5 separate regions of the Homo sapiens genome follow, and regions 1, 3, 4 and 5 are each linked to region 2. A link is a loop called in an ENCODE intact Hi-C map of the cell type or tissue named here. Cell type or tissue: heart left ventricle. All regions are shown on one strand. Region 1 has its middle 76 kb from the start of FAM98B. Region 2 holds the start of LINC01852 (long intergenic non-protein coding RNA 1852). Region 3 has its middle 45 kb from the start of SPRED1. Region 4 has its middle 38 kb from the start of SPRED1. Region 5 overlaps SPRED1 (sprouty related EVH1 domain containing 1).

Region 1 (5,000 bases), 310 kb after region 2:
CTATAAGGGCCCTTCCAGTCCTGAAAACTGAAAGGAAGAAAATTCACACAGCCATGGAATAATTAAAATAATTATCTGAGGGTGACCAGAAAAATCACGGGCCTCTCTAAATTTCACCCACGTGAGTAAGGCAAAATTAGCCCACTAAAATTGCAAGACAGGGATTACAGCTGATTTTTGTTGTGCCCTTAAGTTCTGAATAAGTCCTGCATATTCAATGAAATTGTTACATTTGTGCATGGTATTTCTTATCCTTACATCTCTGCTCAAAAGATACTCCTATTTAATCTCTTAGCTTCATTCAGGACCTGGACCAACCTTCTACCCTTTTTCTTTGAGCTCTAGGAATTCCACTTACTGGTTTTACTTCAAACTCACCGGCTGTTTTCAGATGCCTTTACTACCTCCTCCTTCTCTACTAAACTGCTAAATTATGGCCCATGGCTCAGGTCTCGGCCCTTTTATCTTCTCAGGGTGATTTCATTTGGAAACATGGCTTTAATTATCGTTTATTAACTGAATAGCTTCCAAATTTATATGTCTAATTTTGACTTCTCCCTTGACTCCCAGACTTGCATAACCAAAAGGAAAAAAAAAAGCCTTCTTAACATCTCCCCTTGGGTGTGATGCTGGATATTTTCCATTTTCCCTTCCAGGTCCACTCTCCATCCATCTCTTTCCTGTTCTGTGCTTTGGGAGGCTGGCTCACATGGGCTGCATCACCAAGCTCTCTTGTCCTCTGGCTTCCCGTTGAGTTTGCCTCATGGGATGCATTAGCAATATATGGGAAGGCAGGGGACAGTGAGATTGTGTATGCCTTCCCTTGTCTCTCTTCTTGCCTGCTCACCATGGGTTAGATGTTTCCCTCTATTGAGGTCAGCCCTCTCCAACAGCTATAGCTACTCTCTCTGGCTTCTGGTTAGCCCACCTTTTCCCCTATTGTCTCGAAAGCCTAGAGATGGTAACCGTTATGTGCTGTGGCCTGTCCCAGAGTACTTCACCACCCATGGTTGGGGTTTTGGGGGTTTTTTGGTCCATGTTCTTATAATAGTCACTTCATTAAACTCCCTCCCATTATCCAGTGTACATCTGTTTCCTGCCTGATCCTGACTGATATGGTCATCTACTAGACATCTCAAATTTAACATAGCCAAAGTAGGATTCATATTCTTCTTGAATCTCCTAGTTTTCCCCATGATAGGACATAGCATCAGCTTGTATAGCCCCTTGTTCACACCACAAACAGGCTCAAGTCTGTTATGTCAGCATTTGTCTTGGCCCTCAGTTTTTGTTTTGTTTTTGCTTTGCTTTTTTTTTGAGACAGGGTTGTCTCGCTCTGTCTCCTGGGATGGAGTGCAGTGGCACAAACACGATTCACTATAGCCTCGAACTCCTGGGCTCAAGCAATCCCCTCACTTTAGCCTCCCCAGTAGCATATGCCACCATGCCTAGCTAATTTTTAATTTTTTTGTAGAGACAACATCTTGCTATGTTGCCCAGGCTGATCTTGAACTCCTAAGCCCAAGTGATCCACTTGCCTTGGCCTCCCAAAATGTTGGAATTATGGGCATAAGCTGCCACACCCAGCTACCCTCAGGGCTTTTATACAGAGGTTGCTCATCTGTGACTCTCCATCTGTAACAATGAGAGTGTATAATTAGAAGATTGAGGCTTGTCTTGAATGCTGTTTGGCCCACCTGCAATGAGAATTTCCTAACATTTCTTACTGCCTTCAATGGCATAACCTTATTCATCTTTGTATCATTATGTAGTTTAGTATTTGAAATATAATAGATATCCCCAAAAATGTATGTCATATTTATGAATTAAGGTTTGTTAGGTATTGATCTAGTTAATTGGGACTGTTTTTGTTCTTATGCATTTAAACTTTTAATAAAAGGCTACAACTTTTATCTGATAGTGCTGCACATTTAATACAATCTTAACTTACCTAGAGGTAATTCTATCTCAGCCTTAGTATTCTACAGCTTTTAGTTTGGTTTCTTCTAAAATGCAAGGGATAAGAATTAAGTAGGAATGTTTTTGGCTTTTGAGTTGTTTCTGAGTGGAATGAAGTTTACAAAACTACTGGGAGACTTCTACACGAACAGCTGTTATGTGACCCTGTAGAAGGAAATGTGCATTTTAAAAAAGGCAAAGTATAAACAATAAACATGCTGGGAGGTCAAATTGAGAAGAGGAAGAGGAAGGCTGGGAATAGGAGAACTGAGACCAGGGAATATTTCACACTAGATCTGAAGGAGCTAAGCATTTTTCCTGATGTCTTTAAAAGAAGTTTTAGCCATTTATGGAGAAAAGATGATTGTGGCTATTTATGAACATCATGTTGCTAGGTGACACCATGGGATGAGCACCATGCTAACCTATCACTCACTGATTTCCAGAACTAGCAATGAGGGGCTATATGGGGGTGGGGGTAGAATTCAGAAAGGAACACAGTGGCATTGGGATGAGAAGTGCGAGGGTTGAATGAATCAGCTTTAGGAAAACCTTCATTTTTCTCTCTCCATTCTAGAAAAATGATCTGTTTAGAATCTTAGATCCAACCTTTCCCCTGCTCTCTCATTTGGGCCCCCTTGTTGCTAGCAGCCTTTTTTCTCTATTATGACATTTGGCCTCCTCTGGGAGAAAAGCAGATCTGCTTCCTGCAGAAGCCAAGACGGGAAGTCACCAGGGAGGAAGCCGAGAAGTCAGGCTCCCGATGCAGCAAGTCTGAGAACAGGCATTTTCTTCTAAGTCTTCCACACACAGCGTGGGAATGTGTGGGAGGCCGGGCGTCTGTGCTTGAGTGTAAGTCGGGGCATTGAGAGAATGACGCCGTGTGTGATAGGCCTGACTTCCAATCAGCTGGCCACCTGCCAGATGCCAGTTCTCTCAGCAGCTATTTAAATACATATTTAGCCATTCTGAAATAATAGTGAATTGAGGCAAAGTTAACCACCGTTTTGAAATGTATCTATTGAAAACTAGGCTCGTAATGTTCGTTTGACTAATAAGCATGGATTTAGCTTGGGAATACACAGGTTCACACAACTGGATAGAATCAGTGAATGGCCACTTGTGGGATATTAACCAGCATCCTGCAGGTATCAACAACTTTTGCATGCAGTGGGGCAGGATGGTGTGTGGGTATGTGTTATGTAGGCTATGTTTCCCCGAGGCTACTCCCACCTTAGGGACAAGAGCATGAGTATAATTAAAAGGTAGATGTTTTTTGAGCCTTGTCTAAAGCTCTCACTGGAAGTGGGAATGCCTTTTCGCCCCACTATCACTGAGGCTGCAGTGAGTCTAACGCATCTCCTAGTGGCCATGACTTTGTGCCAACCAGGTCCCTTCCTCCTGTTGCTGCTACTCCTTAAAGAATGATGCTAGTCCTGGCTGGTCTTGAACTCGACCTCAAGTGATCTGCCTGCCTAAGCCTCCCAAAGAATAATACTGGTCCTATTCTTTCTCTCCTGTCTTCACCTGACTTCTTCTTCTTCTTCTTTTTTTTTTTTTTTTTTTTGTTGGTTGTTTATTATACTTTAAGTTCTAGGGCACATGTGCACAACGTGCAGGTTTGTTTCATAGGTATACATGTGCCATGTTGGTTTGCTGCACCCATTAATTCATCATTTACATTAGGTGTATCTCCTAATGCTATCCCTTCCCCAGCCCCCCAGCCCCCGACATGCCCCAGTGTGTGATGTTCCCCTTCCTGTGTCCAAGTGTTCTCATTGTTCAATTCCCACCTGTAAGTGAGAACATGTGGTGTTTGGTTTTCTGTCCTTGTGATAGTTTGCTGAGAATGATGGTTTCCAGCTTCATCTATGTTCCTGCAAAGGACACGAACTCATCCTTTTTTGTGGCTGCATAGTATTCCATGGTGCATATGTGCCACAATTTCTTAATCCAGTCTATCATTAATGGACATTTGGGTTGGCCCCAAGTCTTTGCTATTGTGAATAGTGCCGCAATAAACATACGTGCTTTTACCTGACTTCTGCTGCTGGTGTCTCCTTCGTTCTGGTAGCTCCACTGAAATTCTCCAAATTAGAGAAGACATTGTCTTCAGGGATACTAGTTAAATACCACCCCTGTCTAGAGAACCCTCAATTTACCTTTATGTAAAACCGCAAAACAAAATGCTTCCCACCATAAAGAGCAAACAGATGGCCCTGCTGGCATGGACCACTGAGAAGAACATGTCCCTTCCTCCCACTGACATCACTGCCTACCGAGGCAAATGGCTTGGCAGAGAAACCAGAGTTGGGGTTCTGACCGTGCTCATCCCCTCAGCCTGATTGGTGCCCTGGACAAACCATATGCGATGGCCTTGTGTTTGTTTAACTGAGATTAGATGCTAGTTTTTTTTTTTTTTTAAGTTTTATTACGGAAAATGTCAAACCTATACAAAATAGATGGAATAAGAGGAATTAGATAAAGCACTCAGTATACAAATCACTCACCATCACCAATTTTCAGCTGATGGCTCATCTTACTTATGTATACCTTAACTCCACTCCCCCAAATATTCTAAGGAAGATTCTAAAACAATTGCATTCAATCTGCATCATTTCTTCTGGAAATATTTCAGTATGTATCTGTAAAAGATCAAGACTTCTATAAAAATATAAATAATACCATTATCACACTCCAAGCAAACAGTAATTCCCTAATATTCACAAATATCCAGGTTGATGTTCATGTTTTCTTGTTTGTCTCATAGTTTTTTTAACAGCTCGCTTGAGTCAAGATCTAAATAAGGTCCGTACTTTGTGATTAGTTGATATGTCTCTTATATCTCTTTTAATTTATTTTATTTTTTCCGCCTTGCAAATTTTTGTTGAAGAAACAAACTTATTTGCTCTGTTGTTTTCCATAGTCTGGATTTTGCTGATTTCATTTATGTGATGATTTAACATATTCCTGTATGTAGTTTTCTAAATTGAAAATTGGGTATACAGTCTTGGTCAATGCAGGTTTGTGTTTTCTGGATA
Region 2 (5,000 bases):
AGATAAAAGGTGCTAATGAATTGTATTTCCAGATAAATAGGTATAGTCTTTTTAAAAAAACAAGTTAATCAAAATTTATAAAACATGATCACTTGAGATTTTTGACTTTATGGAGGTAATCAGACAAGAACCTTTGATCCTTGCTTTCACTAATCCCTTCTGAATCATTGATTATTTGCTAGTGTCAGGTAGATCGACTCAAGTCACTGCCTAGTAATGACCAATCTGAAATGAGGATAAAGGTGCTCTACAAAAGCATATTGTAAATCAGAAAGAAACAGAAATACCCAATGATTTGATGAAAACTCACTAGTTCTGTAAAGGGAGGGAAACCACAACTGTTACTGTTGTACAACTTTTGTTCTATCCTGGAATCACCTCACATGTGAGATTTTTAAGTGGGTTGTACTCACCTGGTTAAATAGACACGAATGGGACAGTCTGAAAAACAGTCTCCACTCTCAGGGTTGATGCCCACATCAAGACAAAAAGCCAAACGGACCCACAGGACAAGAAACAATGTTGTGGGCAGCCGTGTGTTTCGCATATTGCCCCTGACACAAACAAGGAATTATGGAGGTCCCATCTTTAAACAGACTTTATATTACTCACCATCTGATCAGTGTGTGTGTGTGTGTGTGTGTGTGTGTGGTGTAAGAGTGAGGGAAAAAGACAGGAGCAGGCATTTGCTTACCTAGGCATTACTTGAATGGTATTTCCTGCAGACATGTGGAGGTATATTTAAGGTAGCAAGTACTCTACTATCTCATGTTTATCAACTTCCTGATTGGGATGCAAAAGTGTATTGGATTTTCTGAGTGGAAAACATATTCGTGTATTCCAGACCTCAGAGGAAAACAACCAAATAGAAGTCTAAACCAGGCCCAAAATAACAAGAACCATGGGGACACATTTAGAGCAACGTATAAGAAACAATGATGTCCATCATGCATGGCCATTACTCTTCCCGCCCTGCTTCTCTGGGGTGTTTAAAGAATCAGTGATTGACTAGGCACACTCCTTATGAATATAAAACATGATTCATGTTTGCCAGTATTAACCATCCACTCAGTTGGAAAAAATGACTCCTCCACCTGAGTGCTGCACTCTTCTTTGGGGCATTTCAGGAAACACTTGTAGCATGTTTGTGCTCTCAAAAATGTTTTCCTACCCTTTCCTTCAAACTTCTCCTGAACTTACGCCTCGCCGAGGACCCCAAATACCTACCATGCTCTCCCTATTTCTTATTTAGATTTATAAGGAACAGAAAACAGCCAACAAGTTAGTATCAATCCCTACACTCCTGAATGTATTTGTTCATTCACTCAACATATTTGTTGAACCCTTATCAGGGCCAGGGACTGCTCTGGGCACAGGAGATACAGAATAAAAGACAGGTTTGGCTGGGTGCAGTGGCTCCCTCCTGTAATCGGAGCCCTTCAGGAGGCCACGGTGGGGCAGGAGGATAGCTTGAGGCCAGGAATTCTACCTTACTGTAGGCTGCGATTGCACGATTGCACGCTGCACTCTAGCCTGGGAGAGCAGACAGGACTTTGTCTTCGTGTTGTTATTGTTGTTGTTGTTGTTTAAAGGTTCATGTTCTCAAGGAGGCATACACTAGTGGAAAGAGACATTAGACAATTAGCCCTAGTAAAAAGTGACACAAAGTCAACCAAATAGAGGTCCCAATAGGATCTTTTTGTTTACCGGAGTTCCAGACCCACATATCTTCCACCTGTGCAGGTAGATAAAGTGTCCACCTCCAACTTAGAAAGAATTCCACAAGCACCCAGAACTTCATCACATTCGTTCTCCGGCTTTGTGATACTCATTTTAACACACACACAAAAATACTAAGTTCAGAGAGGCTATGTGGATTTTCTGAGGTCACACAGTTGTCTCAATGGAAAAAGCAGGGAAATGTTATAAAATAATACGAGTATCAAAATAGCTGTCCCATCGTCGTCCTTCAACACTTGCAGGTTACATCATTTTGCAGGTCTGGCTGTGACATCACTTCTGGATATGCGACACGGCCCACCCCACCACTGAGAAAATGGAAAATGCTGAGCAGTAACCTCAGAAACAACTTCCTCCTGCAAACGCAATTTCTTTTCCGCCTAAACCTTTACAGCAGGGAAGGTGGGTGTAAGGCGCACCAAAGAGCCTTTCAAAGTAGGAACCCCGGCCTGCAGGTCAGCCTGGATCGTGTCCAAATTGAGTTCCACCCCTGGTGAAAACCAATCTGTTTATGGGTACGCTTTTCTGATGTTACAGAACGTCTGCGAGAGAGGGAGCTCAAGTTCCCGCCTGGTCTCTAAGTAACCCGGCCCACAAAGGTGCATACACACGTCCGAGACAGAAAAAAGCTTGCCGGTCGTTCCCTCCTCCCAGGCCTGCAATGAAATGCGCTTTAATTGCATCAAAGGGTTCTTCTCAATGGGGTTTCAGAGGCGCGAGAGCGGCGTTCCCAGCGAGGGTTCCTTTCCGGCTGGCCAGCATTCCTCAGCCCCGCGCGGGGAAGGGGATGGGGCTCCTTCGGCAGGGCCTGAGGCTCATTTCCATTCCTCTCGCATACAGCCTCTGTTGTGCGGGCCGGGCCTGCAGAGGGTAGCCGCGGCTGCCTACGAACAAAGCCCCATTCATCCCCAGGGACGCTTCCTCCCCGCCGGCCCGCGGCCGCAGATGGGCTGGCCTGGGCACGCCATCCTGCAACCCGGGCGCGCGGCCCGGCCTGGCGCGCACAGGGCTCCGATTCAGGACGCCGGGGCTGGCCGGGGCGACCCGGGCTGCTTTTTCAGCAGGCCCCACAATGAGGATCGGCTGAAACTCGCTTTCATTTCTGGGCCGGGGACAGGCAGACACTGAGTCCTTTCAGCCGGGAAATCCTCAGTTTACTCACGGCTTGTTGAGAACGAAGATGTCAATTTCCACTGCCCTCTCCCGGCCTCCCCCACCCTTGCCCCCTCGGGATGGTACGGTCCGAAGTTTCCCGAGTTGTGAGAGGACTTTGTTTCTCCTCTGCGGCCTCTGAAATCCCGACGAAAGGGTCATTTCCTGACTTTTGTGTCTCTTCAATCCAGTGCCTTGAAAGTTCTTACCCTCTTGTTGTGACTGAGTGCATAATTGCAAGGCTGCTCCCTAACTTTTTTTCAGAGCTTTAACATTCCTCTAGGTTCAAGTTTGGGACCGTGGCTTCACAACAAAGACCAGTTTTTTCCTCCCCCTCCTCACTCCTGGGAAAAAGGAAAAAAGGAAAAGAAAGAAACCAAAACGCGTTTGTTCAGCAACCATGTTCACAGATTTCGAGCACACTTCTTCTGGCCCCACAGGTTAGACCAACAACAGGTTAATGCCACGGAGAGCTCTAACGCCAAATCAAAGGACTGCAGTCTCACTTTTTCTTAAGTCTCAGGCAGCTGGGGGAGTTGGGGCGGTGTGTGCTTAATTTCTAGTGCACAATCTAAAACAGAAACAGCCTCCAGATCTAGATTCCTAGGCTCTGGCTTAAACAGGGAATGGCAGAATCAAAGAACACCAGATATAGGAAGACTTATCAACCCTAATGCATTCATTTTACAGATAAGAAGCAGATAAGATCTAAGAGGGGAAGAGACTTGTCCGCCCTCCAAAAGAAGCTGGTTCATCCCAGTAAAAATTGCCTCAAACAAACTTAAAAATAATTTTCAAAAAGAAAGCCTCCAAGAAAAAAGTGTTGTTCAAAAATATGTTTTCTTTTCTCCCTTTGTGTCAGAAAAAGTTTTCTCTGAGTTGGTGGGAAAAGGGTGGGAACCCAGGTTTGAGCTGAGGATTAGAAAAAAACCTTCAAGTATCTTTCCAAAGAATGCTCTCTGTGTTTCTTTCACTTCCTGCATTTTGAACATTGCTACTCTCTCTCTTCAAAGTACAGTCATTCCCCCGTATCCGTTGGGATTGGTTCCAGGACACATCCCCACCCATAACCCAAACCCTGGGTGCTGAAGTCCCGTATATAAAATGCAACATATTTGCATATAACCTATGCACATCCACCCTTATACTTTACTTCGTCTCTAAATTAACTTACGATGCCTTAAACAATGCCTACACATCACTTGATTCTCCTGGATTCAATGTAGTACTTGGCGTGGGACAAATTCAAGGTTTGCTTTTTGGAACTTTGTGGAATTTATTTTCTGAATATTTTTTATCTGCGGTTGGTTGAGTCCATGGATGCAGAACTGACGGATACAGAGGGCCGACTGTATTGCATCCTTGGTGTGGCTAAAAAATACAACGAAATAAAAACTGGTTACTTGCTACTCCAAGACTTCTTTCGTCCTGCAGGAAAAAACCTTCACAATCTTAAAATGGAGATAGGATTACTTTGCATGGGTTATTTCTAAATGTACAAAATGAATCAGTATACACACAGATAGAGAGAGAGGAGTGCTTGTCATATACCAAGTACCATACTAAGCACTTTACACGCATTCCCTCATTGAATGCTCACAATAGCCTATGAGGAAGATGCTATTACTACCCCCATTTTACAGAAAACAGACCAAAGCTGAGAGGGGTTAATTTTAACTTTATCAAGGTCACACAGATGTTAAATGGCCAAGTCACACAATGTGACTCCTGGGCCTGATCTCTTTCACGCTAGGCTTCACTGATACTTGAGGCACAAACACGTGGGGACACACTGGACACAGAGGTCTAGACTTGGAAGCCAGGAAAGCTCCAGCCAAGACATAGGTTTTTGTGTTTCAGCAAGGGAGGGGCTACAATGGCATGCCTGAAGGCCACAGGAGGGAGAATCTGCCTCATCCTACCCCACTTGGAAAGAAAGAAGGCCATGTGAGGACCTGCTAATTTCACACCGAAACTCTCTTTTGAGAAAGCAAAAGAGTGTGAATTCAGTCACTCCCTATTCTGAGCGGTCTTGTGATTTTATCTTTTAAACAATGCTCTGTAAACAATCGTGTCAAACCTTGCTAGTTGTCACGGCAAAGGGGACA
Region 3 (5,000 bases), 130 kb after region 2:
TTTGACTATTGAAGCAAAGACTGTAATACCATCTGATGTGGTGCTCAATATATGTACAGGAAATACTTAAGACAATTATATTTTTCAAGTGGGGAAGACAAAGGACCTAAATGGAAGTAAGGTTTATTTCATGCCTATAACATTCCTAAAATGACAAAATTATAGAGATGGAGAACAGATTAGTGGTTGCCATGGGTTGGGGTGGTGGGTAGGCAGGGAGAGAGCTATAAAAAGTGTAGCGTGAGGGAACCTTGTGATAGGTTTTGCATCTTGTATCTTTTGTATCTTGACTATAGTGGCGGCCTTACCAATCTACTCATGATAAAATTGCATAGAGCTAAATACATACAGACACACACACACAAACACACACACATAGAGGTAAAACTGGGGAACTCTGAATAAAGTCTGCAGACTCTATCAATGTGAACTTCCTGGTTGTGATATTGTACTATGGTTATGCAAGATGAAGAAACTAGGTGAAAGGTATACAGGATCTCTTGGTATTATTTCTTCCAATTGCATGTTATCTCAAAATAAAAAGTTCATGTGCATACACACACACACACACAATTTAACTTTTTATAATGCATTAACATTTACCTTTCCTAAGGAATAGATGTGCATTTTAATGGCACCAACTGGAGACAGTGTCTTTATCCAGAAAAGCAGTTCAAATGGCTGGCTTCCTTACAGTATCTATGATAGACCCAAGGGATAGATATTTTTGTGCAGGCAAGTCTGTTGGTAATGTTCGAATCTCACGACATCAGCAGCTGCCTACTCCACCTACTCCCTTCAGTGGATTGAAAATAAAAGTTAGTTCTTATTCATGAAGAGCTGTGCTTAGCCTTGTCCAACTTGGGAACTGATTTCTGTACATTTCCCTGTGTTATAGAGTGAAACTTAAACAGACAACTGTTTTATTCTAATTTCTCTCTTTTGAAGATGAAAGAACAGGTCTATTCTTGAAATACATGTCCCAGGCCTCAAAGTATGAGAAATAAAAAAGCTGAATTGAAATGGGTGTGTAAAAGCTTCCTCCCTTCCCCTCCTCCCTGATGCTATTGGAGGAGTAAAAGCCTTTTTCTCTGTTGACAATCAATCAACAAATATTTACAACCTTTCAACAAGCTTTTTCCACCATTACTAGATCATTAGAAAGGACTTCAAACTCCCTGGCCCTTTTAAAGGCATTAAGGATTTAGCTGCAGAAAGACGAAACCACACACAGTTTAATAGAGTTCCCACTCTGCTCCCATACTGCAACCACAGGTAGCTTTTAAGAATCAATTTGTGGTTCTGGACAAATGGTCTAGACTAGAATGAGAACCCAGGACAGAAGCAACTAGAAAAGGAGGTAGGCAATTAGAAAATTCTAGCTATTCTTAGAATTTTACTCAATTATATTAAACTAAAAAAAAAAAGTATATTAAACTATAACATAAACATTCCTCACTAGTTTTGCTTCTTATTTGAATGATTAAAAGTGCTAAGCAATTAAAATATCTAGTAATTTGCCTTTATTAATAACCTATGGTCGAAAGATGACAAACGATCTACTTAAAATGCTGATTTCATTATTTCCTTGCATGTCTCAGCAGCTCTGCAGGTTAGAAATGCTGTGTTTATTCACAAGATTGTGTTTCTTCTTTCAGTAGTTCATGAGTTCCACATCTGAGTACTTAAAACCTCACTGAGTGTGGAGGAGAGGGTGTAGACAGGAACCCTCTGTACTGTCTGCTCAATTTTCTGTAACCCTAAAACTTTTCTAAAAAAACAAAGCCTATTAATTTAAAAACGAAGCAGAAAAACAAACAAAAAGAGCCTTAACTCTAGAGAGCCAGAGTTAAGGCTACAAATAGATCTAAATGACTTCCTTATTTTGTGTGCTGATATCCTGGATTCCTTTCCTTTCAAGCAGTGGAAACAAAAGTCTGCCCCCCGCTCTGCTTCTCCAACCCACACCAAAAAAATGTGCTGGTTTTATTTTGGAAGGAATCTTCTGATAGAAGTGGAAAGAAGGAGCTGGAGGAGGAGATCCTGAGAATGTCACGAAGGGTAGAAAGGAGGACAAACCAGGATGGTTCTTAAGGACCACACTGCTTCAAGAGGAGAATAAGATGGAACTGGCAGATACAGGTTGCTGAAGAAGAGACGGATCATCTGAGAAAGCTCCTGGACCCCAGGGTCAATCAGCCTCTTTGCTTTCTCTAGTAGAGAAATGGCCAAATCCACTGGAAAGAAAGAAGAAAAAAGCATTCTGCACGGGCATGTGGCACATTCAGGCCTCAGAGACAGCGCTAACAAGACTGGAAGATGGTTCTGTGGCTGGTGGCTGGGTCAGGAAACTAGTGTTGTCAGACACAGCGGTGAAGTCTGTGGGAAAGACTGCAGTTCCTGAGACCCCTACCCCTCAGGGATTCCCCTCCACTGTCTGAGCAGAGGAAAGGATTGAATTGAGATAGAAGTTCCCACAGGTCATGGGCAAGAGGAGCTGAAAAATCAATTTGCTACAGTAGGACTTCCCAGCTCTATCCCATGACTGGTGTGGCCTCAGGGAAATACCTGTTAAGTAAGTAATCACTGAAATGATTCACCAAATCATGCAGTGGTGTTAAAATGCTGCATCCTTTGTAATAAAAAATCCCCACTAATTTTTTAAAAAATAAACTTACTTTCAGAGAATCAGATGATGTAACCCATTTCAGAGAGAGGCAAAGGGGAAGACGGCCATGTTCCAGCTGCCTCACTTTCCAATACCGAAAAGACCTTTCCGGGACATCAAACCAATTGGACCTAAAATCCTGGGACTTCTGCCTCTACTATAGACCCATTTCATGGCCCTGGGCAAGAAGCTTCACTCCAAGGTCTTCTTTCCAACTGTCTGTAAAATGTGGATAATGTCTCCCCAGAAGTAACCACCACATCTATGTGCCACTGGGGACACATAATCAGCTATGCATATACATCAAACTCTTAATGCACAGGGTAGAGTTTAGGATGTGAGATGCCAACATCTAATCTGAAACCTCAGACTTTTAGAGTGGGTCACATGGACTTCTCAGAAATGTCAGTTATTCCATTTCCCCAATCCTAAAAACCTAGAAGTGTGTAACATGTTCATTTCCTATCACGGGTCAGTGTGGAAGAAGCAACATCTGGGGGTTTCCACAGTTCTTGCACAGTTCAAGGGAGTGGAGATAATATTGGGATTCCCAGCAGCAACCTCAGCAGTAGAGCTTCAGGATTATATATGGTGTGCATTCAGAATTGTCAATCAACTTTCAATGCACAAGAAGCAGTTTGCAGATCAAACCATAAGGGCTAATTGCTGCTTTCTATCCTACTTTGCCAGATAAAATTAGGATGACAGCTAATGCCAAAGTCCTAGACAAAACTCCAAGCCCACTCACCTCCAGGTTCTCTTCTGTGTCCAAAAAATGTGTTTTGACTTCCAAATATTCCCATTCTGTTGCCTTGTAAGTGAACATAGCTCACTTACGCAAATGCTGGGAGCATATGGAAAGCCTGCCAGCCATAGGCACTCACCTCTGGAAACTGTCTAGACTATTTCCCTTAGAGAGGTGAAGAAATCTGCCCAAGGTTACACAGCCAGTAACTGGCAAAACTGGGGTTCAAATGTAAGTTTGCCTAACTGCACAGCCTGAGTGAGGATGATTGCATTAACTGGCTCCTAAGTGATCCTGTAAAGGGAAAACAATTCTGCCAATTTGGTTTGGCAGGTGACCTGGTCCAGGCTAAGAGCCCCAGTGCTCAAGAGGCTAATAATAAAACACACAAAGAATCTTAGGCCCAGATTGCTCTCAAAATGTCAAGAGTTGTCATTATTTTACCTGCCAGAACATATCTCGTCTGCCCATATTCTACAGTGTTCAGGTCGCTAGTTACTAAATAGTATTTTATTAATTTTTTTCTTAAGATGGAGTTTTGCTTTTGTTACCCAGGCTGGAGTGTAATGGCGTGGTCTCGGCTCACGGCAACCTCCGCGTCCTGGGTTCAAGTGATTGTCCTGCCTTAGCCTCCCAAGTAGCTGGGATTACAGGCACCTGCCACCAAGCCAGGCTAATTTTTGTATTTTTAGTAGACACGGGGTTTCACCATGTTGGCCAGGCTGATCTCAAACTCCTGACCTCAGGTGATCTGCCCGCCTCGGCATCCCAAAGTGCTGGGATTAGGCATGAGCCACCATGCCTGGCACTAAATCGTATTAGCCAGTTTATGCGTATTTTGCATTTGCTATGTTCACTGCAGTTTATTGAGTATCATATGGTATTAAAAGAGTAATAAAACATATTTCTTGCCCTCTGGCAACATAAGTCTAAGGGGCTGGAGGTGGGAGTGCAGATATGAAAAGTAAAGTAGAAACACAAATATTTATTCAGCCCAGAGTAAGATAAATGTCATGAGAAAAAAAGAAGTCCTGTGGAAGGATAGGTACTACCAAAATGATTTTTCCTAAAGTCCCTTAAGTTCTTTGCCATCAAGTCAACCCAAATTTATCTCATAGTAACTTATAAATCAGTCACTTTACCTGAGTAGAAGTCGCCTGCAAACAGTCTTGACTTGCTATTCCAATAAGCCCCTCTTTCTTCTGTTTTCATAACAGAGAAGTAAAATTCTCCACTGGTACTTTTTTTTATCCTTTTTCCTGAGCATTCTTAACATGTTAAGACTTAGTTCAGATATTTTGAAGAACAACATAATTGGCAGGAATGTGATCAAGAGCCCTGTTCACTAGGAATGTACGCACAATTTATGTGGCCAACTTATGTTGCTTTCAGTGGCATATTCTCAAGTCACGTAGAGGTAGCTTGAAGATTAGTGCACACACACACACACACAAATATTCTTTTTTTTGCTCAGATTGTTACAGCAATATAGTAAGACCATTCCTCTGCTGAGCTCATGTCAGCATTTCCAATGTAACCCTATTTTGTCAAGTCTTTCAGACTTGGCTGTGAATCTGCCCTGTGGGT
Region 4 (5,000 bases), 140 kb after region 2:
ATTAGCTGGGTACAGTGGCATGTGCCTGTGATCCCAGTTACTCAGGAGGCTGAGGCAAAACAATTGCTTGAACCCAGGAGGCAGAGGTTGCAGTGAGCCAAGACGGGACCACTGCTCTCCAGCCCAGATGACAGAGTGAGACTCCATCTCAAAAAAAAAGAAAAAGAAAGAAAGGAAAAAAAGAAACATCTAGAATAATGTTTGACCAAATATCTGAGTGCTGTAGCCTAGCTAAGTTGACTCGTAATATTAACCATCACAAGTGTCTATTGGCACAGGTGAATGAGTGAGGTTTTTGTCCTTCAGGCTTGGGGACAATACATTGACCAATCCCAAGGATAGAGTAGCTACTCCCATAGATTCTCATGGCATCTCTGTGCTGAGACACCAGCTCAATCCAGACAGTTTCTGAACAGACAAAGCAAAGTTTTAGAAGAGGGACAACTGGGCTTTGTGTTCCACAGGTTTCCCACCTGCCACAGGCCCCATAGGCCCCACATTCCAGAGTGGAGTGGGGAGATGTTCCAGGAAGAGCTGTGGCTGAGAGACCTCCCTCCTTGAATGTTTCCCACCTTGGAAGAATAAGGCAAGAACTGTTTGCTTGTCAAGGAAATTCCCTGAGGGAAACATTAACTTTGGAACTTCACAATTTCAACAAGGAAGTTATAAAGGCCAACATCTAAGAGCTGAAACTCTTCCCCCACACTCACTAAAAAAGAGAAGGAAAAACTAGGGAAAGAGAGAAAAGCCTTCTCACATAAGTAGTTCCCTGTGATACCACTATGCTTATGTAAAGAGACAGGAGTTCTGTTTTATAGTTTAAACATAGTAGGAGAGGCTGCACAAACACTGACTGCGTTTGTGATACCAAGTCATAATTTTTCCATGGCATTAGCATTTGAGTTTTTAATTCACAAAACCCCTCCCTTCTGCTCATGAAGAAAAGAATGACATGCTCTGGTTATGTGTTCATATCACCCTCGATTCCAGAATATAAGAGGTAAAAATCAGAAAATCCAGGGCGTGTGAGGAACTTTCTGAAGATATTCACTCTAATGACACATCCATTTTGTTGCTTTCTTTTTTCCTTGGTCTTTTTATAACTCAGAGAGGAACAATGCATTTAATAAAGGCAAGAGAAAGTTTTCAAGGACAAGAATCATTATGCAGACTCACTGACATTTAGCTTTACTGTAGTTAGAACAAAAGACAGTAGGCTTACACTTAGCATAAGTGATTGGAGTTACTTATAGAGAACTGTTGGACATAATAGCACTACAGACTAAAAGAGTGCCTGGGAAAGACTGTGGACTTTGCTTCCTGAAAAGATCAGAGTAATAACAGGGATGGATTTTCTACACTAGTACTATTAAGACACACCAGAGTATTAAACCTCCTATCACTGCGTCTCAGCAAGTTCTACCTCACGTATCCCAGGAGCCAGGTGCTCCAGACCTGTAACTGTCCAGAGACCCCATGCTCTTTTTTTGTGTTACTCTCTCAGTTCAAAACACCCACAGGACTTTGGAGAAACACAAGTGGCTTGGGCTACCTAATCTGAGGTATGTCCCCAACCCAACAGCCAGTACCACTGGTGCTGTTAGATTCCCTTGCTATAGCATGCACTGTAACAAAACAAAACACGAAGATTTGTCTATGTTGACATACTCCATATATCTACACATGCCAAGTTAAAAATATATACCAATGGCAAATCATTTCCAATAATGTTCTATTACATTTTTCTCCATGTATAAAATAATACTGGCTTTCTTTTTCTAATCAAAGTGATAAATTGCTCCTCTGGAGAGCTATGGTACTTCTACCAGATTAGCCAGATTCTTGGAAGTTAAAATAACCTAATGTGTGAAGATTCTTCATTATCAAGTGCCAGATTTACTTTAGGAACTAGCTAACTGGAACTAGTCCACTATAGATAGTCCCTATCTTCTTCTCCAGAGGTACAACTGAGCAGAAACAAATAAACTTGTCAGATTTATGAGAATGAAGAGTAGAAGTAGGAAAGGAAGGTAAACAGCTTCCATGACCACTTTTTTAATCCTGTAATTTTTCACAGAAAACACATTTGCCAAAGGATAAAATATTTCATCCATCCCCTTCTCTTCACCCTCAAAGCTTTTTTCTTTTCTTCTCTTCTCTTAATTAAACACCTCCAAGTATGTTTTTATCTATGACTGGCAGCTCTCCTCTCCACACCCTTCTCATGCTGTACAAATAAATCCTGTCTACTTCAGAAACGTGTAAGTTCACACAGAATATTAAATATGACATAGACCGCATCTTACTAGGATGACATAATGTTGCTCTGTCTGAAGTTAGAATGGGATGCCTTAAAAATAAATATTCTGTTAATCAAGGTCCTCATATATGTACAGTTTAACGTAATATTTCCAAATGCTTTTGAAAAAATTCACTCATTTATAAGAATTTAGAAAAAAAATCACTTGTTTATAAGAATTTAGAAAGATTCCTACCTTGTAGGTGTGAGGGGGAGGGAATTTTTTTTCCTACCCTAGAGGATCTGATTTTTGTTTTTGACCATGATGACTCAGGAATCAATGCTAAGTCTGGGTTCCTAAAGAGGTACTGTATGGACTGAATTGTGTTCCCACAGTGTCCCATATGTTGAAGCCTTAACCACCAATGTGAATATTTGGAGACAGGGCCTCTAAGAAGGTAATAAAGGTTAAATGAAATCGTAAGGATGGAGCCCTAATCTGATAGAACTGGTGTCTAAGAAGAGTAACAGCCACCAGAGAACTCTCCTCATGTGCACAAAGACAACCTTATGTACACACACACACACACACACACACACACACACACACACACACACAGAGCAACTGGCCTCAGAGAGAATGTCCTCAGAATGAAACCTAGAATTCTAGTACCTTGATATTGGACTTCCAGCCTCCAGAACCATGAGTAATAAATTCTATTGTTTAAGCCCCCCAGGAGTATTTTTTATGGCAGTTTTAGCAAACTAAAACAGAGATCAAGCTCCAGATTGGGAGGAACAGGAGATGGGCCAGGACTAGAAGCCTAGTGAGCAGTTTGAATAGCTAAGATACCCCATGGTTTAGAAAACACAAGGGAAGCACCAATGTATGTAGAAACATGGCATGTAATGATAGTGAGTTCTGAGATCTAAGCCAGAGGATCAGCTGGCACAGAGGTTTGCAGTTTAGAGCAGAACAGAATTTGAATGCCTGCTCTTCCTAGCTGTGTAACTTTCACTAGCTTTTTCTGCACCTCAGTTTTCTCATTTGTGACCTATGGACAAACATAGTACCTATTTATTGAGATGATTTAATAAAATATATAAGTAAAAAGCTCAGCACAGTACCTGACTCATAGGAAGCACTTACTTAAATTATCCAAAGCAAGAAAGAGTCAGAGCAGATAGGCCAAGGTTGTCACTTAACAGCTAATATGGCCAGAGGATAGAGGTAAAACACAGCAGAAGTGACCATTTGTAATGGGAGCCTGTGAACAACATTTCCAAAGGTAAAACAACTACCAGAAACCCACAACACTGTAAAGTATGTTGTTGGATCCAGATAAGGGACTGGCTGCTTGCTTTCTGTTCTTAGTAGCTGTGCTGATATGGATGGATATCCACGTCATAATTCTAGCAGAAAACAGATAGCTCATTCAAAGAGTAAGACTGGTTAAGGAAAGCCAAGGAAGGATGGTGAAACATCTCTGGGCTAGCAAAAGAGAGAAGACACTAGCAATCCTAGGCCTGACAGCTAAGGGAAAGGGGTGGTTGTTGGATCCCAGGGAGACCTGAACAGTGGGAAAGGATCCTGACAGGAGCTGTGGCCTTTTCTAAGGAACACAGCCACTAATAAACAGAGGCCTGGCAGCAAGGGCAGTGGGGAAAAAGTTGATCCATCTCTCTTTCCTGCCGCCCTCTGACTTTTTGCCAGCCACTTCCATTAGCCAAACCCAAAGAAAAGCCAGAGGCAAGGGAGCCCAGGTGATGTAGGCCATAGACATCAGCCTCATAGGGTCCAGAGTGGAAAAGGGTGGGGTATAAATCTGTAGGGGACACAGAATACACAGTATAACTTACAAAGGAAAATAGGAGTGTATTATCCCCAGAATAAAATGGAGGTCTGGAAGCACTGGTTTTAGAATTGAGACTAAGTCTTCTTAGGAGCCCCTCTTAGTCTAACTACAGTGTCATCAACTCATCAAGGCAGAAACAAGCTAAGGAATCTCTCTGTTCCCTCAGAGGCATGGAGGCCTCTCTCTAGCTACTTTATCCAACACACATGTTTTCTTCTGATGATACTCACCCAAGTGTGTTTCAGAATCTTTAGCATCTGATTTCTGCCTGGATGGCTGCTCTTTCCCCCTCCAGCTTTCTGGAAGTTTAAATTACTTTCTAGAATTCTATTTTCAAGTGAGTTCCAATGACCCTATTTTACCATACCTAGAGACAAGTTTGACTTGAAATGTTTTTGGATCTGGTGCATATACGAACATAAATCAGAAACAAATTAAAATCTTCTGTTTCATCTCTAACCTGTGTCCTGAATGTGCTACCTTGTTTTCTCTTAGTCATTGAAGAGTAATGAGACTTTGATCATTTTCATCTTGGGATGCATTGCGAAGATGTTGACTTTGGGATCTAGTCCCTTTGCCTCCGCCCCACCGGATATGCACTCATAAGTCTTGTTGACATTAGTGAATAGTTGTATGTGCACAGCAGAAGGATAAGAGAGACAACTGAGGGGTCAGAGCAGCAATTTTTTTGCTAGGAGCAAAAGCAATACATGTTGTCCAACAAAGGAACTAGTGGAGTAGCAATACAGGCTATTATTTTTTCTTTATTCCATAGGGAGACATTATAAGTTCTTCTAATTAATAGAATCCTTTGTGCATCACTTTCAGAAGAGCTTTTCCCTTTCAAGAAGGAATCTAACAGCACAGCAAACATATGCATTTTTGGCTGTGTTTCAAGACATATT
Region 5 (5,000 bases), 280 kb after region 2:
GTGCACTAGGGGACAGTTGATTTCAATCTAAGAAAAGTTAACACTTGGGAATTACAAGAAGTAAAACAAGTGCAACTAAATCATTTATTAGTTGTTTTTTGAAAGCAGTTTTATGTATAAATAACAAATGTTTATATTTAACTAAATGTAAGGTACGAATTATTACATATTAAACTTTTCTTCCCCTTCCTAGTTCTGAAGTAGATATATATATATATATATCTACTGTCACATTCCATATATTTTGAATATTTAACTCATCTAGTTAATAATGTTTTTATTCCATGCGAATGATTTGATATTTTCATCCTTATTTCTCTTTGGCTACAATTTATATTGAGTTATATCTGTACATTCTGGTAATCTAAAATCCTTAAAAATACTCTAATAGCCTTGAGTGACCAACTTTTTTTTTAAAGCACAGATGTAATTGTCTAATGTTCTGATGGGAACGTAACACTTATTTTTATATAAAAAGAGACTGAGTAAACAAACATTATAGAAAAAAAGTGAAGTTTTTTAGTTGTTTTTTGTGGTATTCAACCAGCAAGTTGTTTTCTTTCAGAGTTTCCTCCTTCAAAAAGTTATATTGCATTTACAAATGTTTTACAAGGCAGAAAGTTTGACTGGATAGTTAGTGTAAAAGCTTCATGTTGAGATCTTCACGTATCATTCTGCTAAACCAGAATATGTTCAGCTGTGTTACTAATTTTTCAGCTTAATCCTCAGTGCTTATTATTTACATAACAATAACTTTTTATCAGTTACATTTTATTTTTATTTAAACTGGCCAAAAGCAAAATTATTTTATGTTAAAATGTGTGCTAAACTATCCCAGGAAAGTATTTAATCCAACATTGTAAATGAAGTATCTTGTACATATAAATTTATTTCTTTTGCAGAGCATTATATTACTGGATGTTTAATTTACAAAATAGTTGGGTAAATGTTCCAACAAACTTTAAAGTACCTTGAAGTCAAATTGTCTGTTTTTGTTTTGTTGTTGTTGTTGTTGTTTTCTTAAGTGTTACATTAAAACTCTAACCAAGGAAAGGGTTCTTTAAGAACATTCCCTTAGAGGGATAAAGTTGAGAAGTGTGCCTTTTTTTTAATGGCTTGAAGTTTCAGAGGTGATAAAAATTAAAATCACACTACTATTTGAAGCTCATTTTCTATGCAGGTTTTTAAACGTCATTTATGTATCATTCTTTTTATATATCACACTTAAGCTTGTGTTAGCTTTTTTCTTTTGCCCCAGATCAAACTGAACAATGTATATAACACTATCTGTCTGTAAAATACTTTTTTTAAGAAAGCATTTATATTTATATGACAGCTTGAACTGACAACATTGTGTATATAGATCATCTTGAAGTATTATTTCACATTGAAAAGAAGAAAATATATTGATAACTATAGATGTTATGAAGAAGAGGGTATTTCTAGTTTTGTACTAAAAATCAATTGGATGAACTAAATCCAAAACATGACACTGTAGGCAGCAGTTTTAAGTCTTATTTTTACTGTTTATATATTTGAATGCTGCTACAACAGATGATCTTCATCCCTGAAGTTTTCAGCTAAACTTGGTTTCCTAGAATAGACTGTTAACTTTCAAAATTTTTATTGGTGAAATGGAAATACTGTTTTTCCTTGTGAATGAATTTTCATATTTGTAAGTGCTAAGTTTATAATTCAGGTTTGATCAAGGTGTGAATAACTGAAGAAAATAACTTGCTGGCTATATAGGAAAATGCTGTGGAAATGAACTGTGTATATACTTCTGGGAGGAACAAATTTAATCATTTCTTCTGTTAAGCACTAATCAGTATAGTGCAACTCCTGGTTCTGTACTGTATTTTATATGCAACATATATGCTTTAATATTTTAATGTTTGTGCATTAATATTTTCAATTTGTTTAACCACTTTGCTGCTAAGATTTTGCCGTCCCATTCCCATTTTTTCCTTTACAATTTTAAACAAGTTTCTTCATTAAAAACTATGGTGATGAAATGGTTTTTATTTTACCTTGGATCTTTATAGTTAACATACCCAGTTTCTTAATCAGTCTACAAGACTAACTGATGATATAATGTTCTCTGAATCCCTATATGGAAATTTTCTTTTGAGTAAATGAGAATTCCTTTGTGAAAGCAAATGGGTAGTTTAAATCACTGATTCTTAAACATGTGTATAGGCACCTTCAGGAACATTTTCTCATTCTCTGTACAGATTCGGCACTGCCAATTGGCTTTTCCTCTAAAACTTTTCTTTGTTTTTATCTGATATAAGCAGATGGCTCAAGACAACTGCTTGAGTAATAGTATTGAAAATGGAATCATCTAGACGGCATGACAAGCAAGACTGGTCTGATGAACTTGTTCAGAATTGATAATTCTTAAATATTTCTCTTGGCTTCAAAAGGGACATCATTTGATTTCTGAAGAAGTATGTCGTGTGGAGCTTCAGCACCACCTACTGGATGATTTCCAGGCCAGAGACATGAGATGGCAATAGGGATCTGACAGGGTTCATCACTACTACCATTAAAGGGCTATTTATGTGGTGACCACCTCTACCAGGGAAACCAGGAATAAGAACTGTCTCAAAGGAATTGTAAAATGGTTATTTACCTAATGTGTCTTGTTGGCTTGCTGAAAGATTTTAAGCACTTTTTTCTTACATATCCTGTTTTAAAATATTTGTTGATATTTGGGACTGGCAATCAAACTTAATGGATGTACTGAGGCATTTATAGAACCAGTTGCTTTAACTCTCAAAAGCCATTACCAAAATGGTATTTTTTTCCTCCTTCCGCCAGTCAGGGAGAATTTTTAAAAATAATAATCAAAACATGAAAAAACATAATCACACCTGTATTTTATCATGACAGCTTCAGAGAGTGTGTGTGTACGTTTTTCTCTCTTTTATTTGAGACGGAGTTTCACTCTTGTTGCCCAGGCTGGAGTGCAATGGTGCGATCTCAGCTCACTGCAACCTCCGCCTCCTGGGTTCAAGCGATTCTCCTGCCTCAGCCTCCCAAGTAGCTGGGATTACAGGCACCCACCACCATGCCCAGCTAAGTTTTGGTATTTTAGTAGAGATGGGGTTTCACCATGTTGGCCAGGCTGGTCTTGAACTCCTGACCTTAGGTGATCCACCCACCTCGGCCTCCCAAAGTGCTGGGATTACAGGCATGAGCTACTGCGCCCAGCCGTGTGTATGTTTCTGAAATGATGATGGGGTGGGGTTAAAATCTAAAGGGAAAAACTTGAAACTACCTATTTTCATTGGTTATTCAGCAGTGCCTAAAATGAGCTTTTGAAGTAATGTAAATGCACTTTCAATTCATGTGTATAGTGCCATCTGATATCTTGGGTAAGTCTTGCTTTTTCTTTTCTTTTTCCTCTCCCCTGCCCCCTTAATTAAATGGCACGGAAATGTTTCTTAATATGCACGTGAGTCTCCAGAGTACAGGAAATGTGCTTTCCTCTAAATGGTCAATGTAAAGAATCTTAAGGATATTTCTTGTGTTGAAATTTACATTCGATTTTGTGATTACACTTGGAAGTATGTGTTAAATTGGGTTTTTAATTGTAGCCCAAAGGTGCATTAAGCAAGTGTAACATTTTTTCCACATAAAACTTAGAAAACTTTAGTTACCTGAAAAGCAAGGATTCTTTACTAATTATTATGCTCATTCTTGATTTGACTTCCATGTTCACACTTCAAAGTGTAAGAGGAAGCACTAGAAACTGGCATTATTGTTGCACTAAAAAAGTCTATAAATCATAATAGCACCATGAGGTGTTTTGCAATGAGACAAACATGAAGAATGAATTTCTTTAAGAGAGAAACACAACCGGAGGTGATTTATATAAACCAAAAGAAAAAAAAAGGCTTTAAGGTATTAGGTACTGTTTGCCTAGCAGCCAGGTGGTTATAAAAGATTCATATGCTTTGGTACACTGATAAATGTTAGCCATTATTCCTGAAAGCTTCTTAAATTGCATCAGTTGTTTTGAAATTTTTTCAAGAATAAACTAGTTGAAAAGTCTTTGTATTAAAAATACACATAGATTTTTGTGAACATTTCCAGTGTGTAGTGTCGTTTGCTTTCTATTTCTGACCTCAAAAGTGCCTCACTTGTATATTATTTCCATTAAAAGCTTGACTGCATTCTTTCTAATGAACAATGAAAAACTGTTTAACTCATGTCATAATGTGTCTCCTCAGATATAGTTAACTAGCTTGATAGTTTTGAGTATATAATGTAAATAATACATTATAAGTTTGTAACCATTTCTGTTACTTCATACCCGTGTAATTGGACATAGCAGATGATTATCATAAGAATTTGTTTTAATGGTTTTTTTCCCTCCTGGAATTACCTGATTAAACCTGTCATGAATTATAAAAGGACTTTTTCTTATTCTCCTAGAGCTTATCAAATTATCACATAAGAGATAATTACTGGAGGAGAAAGTAAAAATGGAAGCTTTTGATAATTAGCTCTGTTCTTTAAAAGTATACTTTTAAACTGAAAGTTCACATATAGTTCATCTTAATAACATATTTATTCATCCTTAATTGTATTCAGATTTTTTTTTAAGTCTCTAAGCTAATAATGTTATATTTATTGGTTTGGTAACATGTTGCAGCTAAGCTAATGACCTTAAGTGGCAATTGTTTAACCCAGGACTACTGATTTTTTTATATTCAAGTCAGTTTCATCGTTTTACTTAACTCGCCATATAACCAAAAATAACGAATAATCTAAAGGAAAGGTTATTAGGACAGTAATAAAAAATTATAGTGTATCTCAACACTAGAATAAGTTGGATTACTATATTATAGTTTATTTGAAAAATCAAGGAGTAACTGTATCTTTACCATTAATTATGAAATGTAGTCTCATGTGCTTATTTACAGGTTTTTCAGAATTTGCTTTACATTCTTCACATCAAGTTAATACCCACAAGTAAGTAGAATAGCTTT

Evidence for each region. Peaks named below come from ENCODE experiments on the same cell type or tissue, not always from the same donor. Only the 100,000 strongest peaks of a DNase experiment are listed, where the experiment ranks them.
Region 1: a loop joins it to region 2, with 2.2 times the contacts of the local background. A loop is called at or near these places in 2 of 110 quality-filtered maps.
Region 3: a loop joins it to region 2, with 4 times the contacts of the local background. A loop is called at or near these places in 4 of 110 quality-filtered maps.
Region 4: it touches region 2 in a loop (1.8-fold over the local background); 5 of 110 quality-filtered maps call a loop at or near these places.
Region 5: a loop joins it to region 2, with 2.6 times the contacts of the local background. A loop is called at or near these places in 31 of 110 quality-filtered maps.

What each region holds. Positions count from the first base shown.
Region 1 is chr15:38,375,597-38,380,596 of GRCh38, forward strand. No RefSeq gene overlaps it. Among named protein-coding and RNA genes, the nearest start is that of FAM98B, 76 kb to the right of the region's middle. In heart left ventricle, no CTCF peak of the experiment used is centred here; a DNase peak (open chromatin) is centred at 2,805; H3K27ac peaks cover 3,558 bases.
Region 2 is chr15:38,070,341-38,075,340 of GRCh38, forward strand. LINC01852 (long intergenic non-protein coding RNA 1852) reads right to left here and starts at 2,650. Exons shown (of 3, transcript NR_147201.1): 1 at 1,708-2,650; 2 at 1,490-1,617. RefSeq lists an enhancer at 2,128-2,993. In heart left ventricle, CTCF peaks have their summits at 2,306 and 2,586 (motif pointing right); a DNase peak (open chromatin) is centred at 2,681; H3K4me3 peaks cover 2,049 bases; H3K27ac peaks cover 2,365 bases.
Region 3 is chr15:38,205,273-38,210,272 of GRCh38, forward strand. No RefSeq gene overlaps it. Among named protein-coding and RNA genes, the nearest start is that of SPRED1, 45 kb to the right of the region's middle. In heart left ventricle, no CTCF peak of the experiment used is centred here; no DNase peak of the experiment used is centred here; H3K27ac peaks cover 262 bases.
Region 4 is chr15:38,212,291-38,217,290 of GRCh38, forward strand. No RefSeq gene overlaps it. Among named protein-coding and RNA genes, the nearest start is that of SPRED1, 38 kb to the right of the region's middle. In heart left ventricle, no CTCF peak of the experiment used is centred here; no DNase peak of the experiment used is centred here.
Region 5 is chr15:38,352,038-38,357,037 of GRCh38, forward strand. SPRED1 (sprouty related EVH1 domain containing 1) reads left to right here. Exons shown (of 7, transcript NM_152594.3): 7 at 1-5,000. Among named protein-coding and RNA genes, the nearest start is that of FAM98B, 100 kb to the right of the region's middle. In heart left ventricle, CTCF peaks have their summits at 2,478 (motif pointing left) and 2,681; no DNase peak of the experiment used is centred here.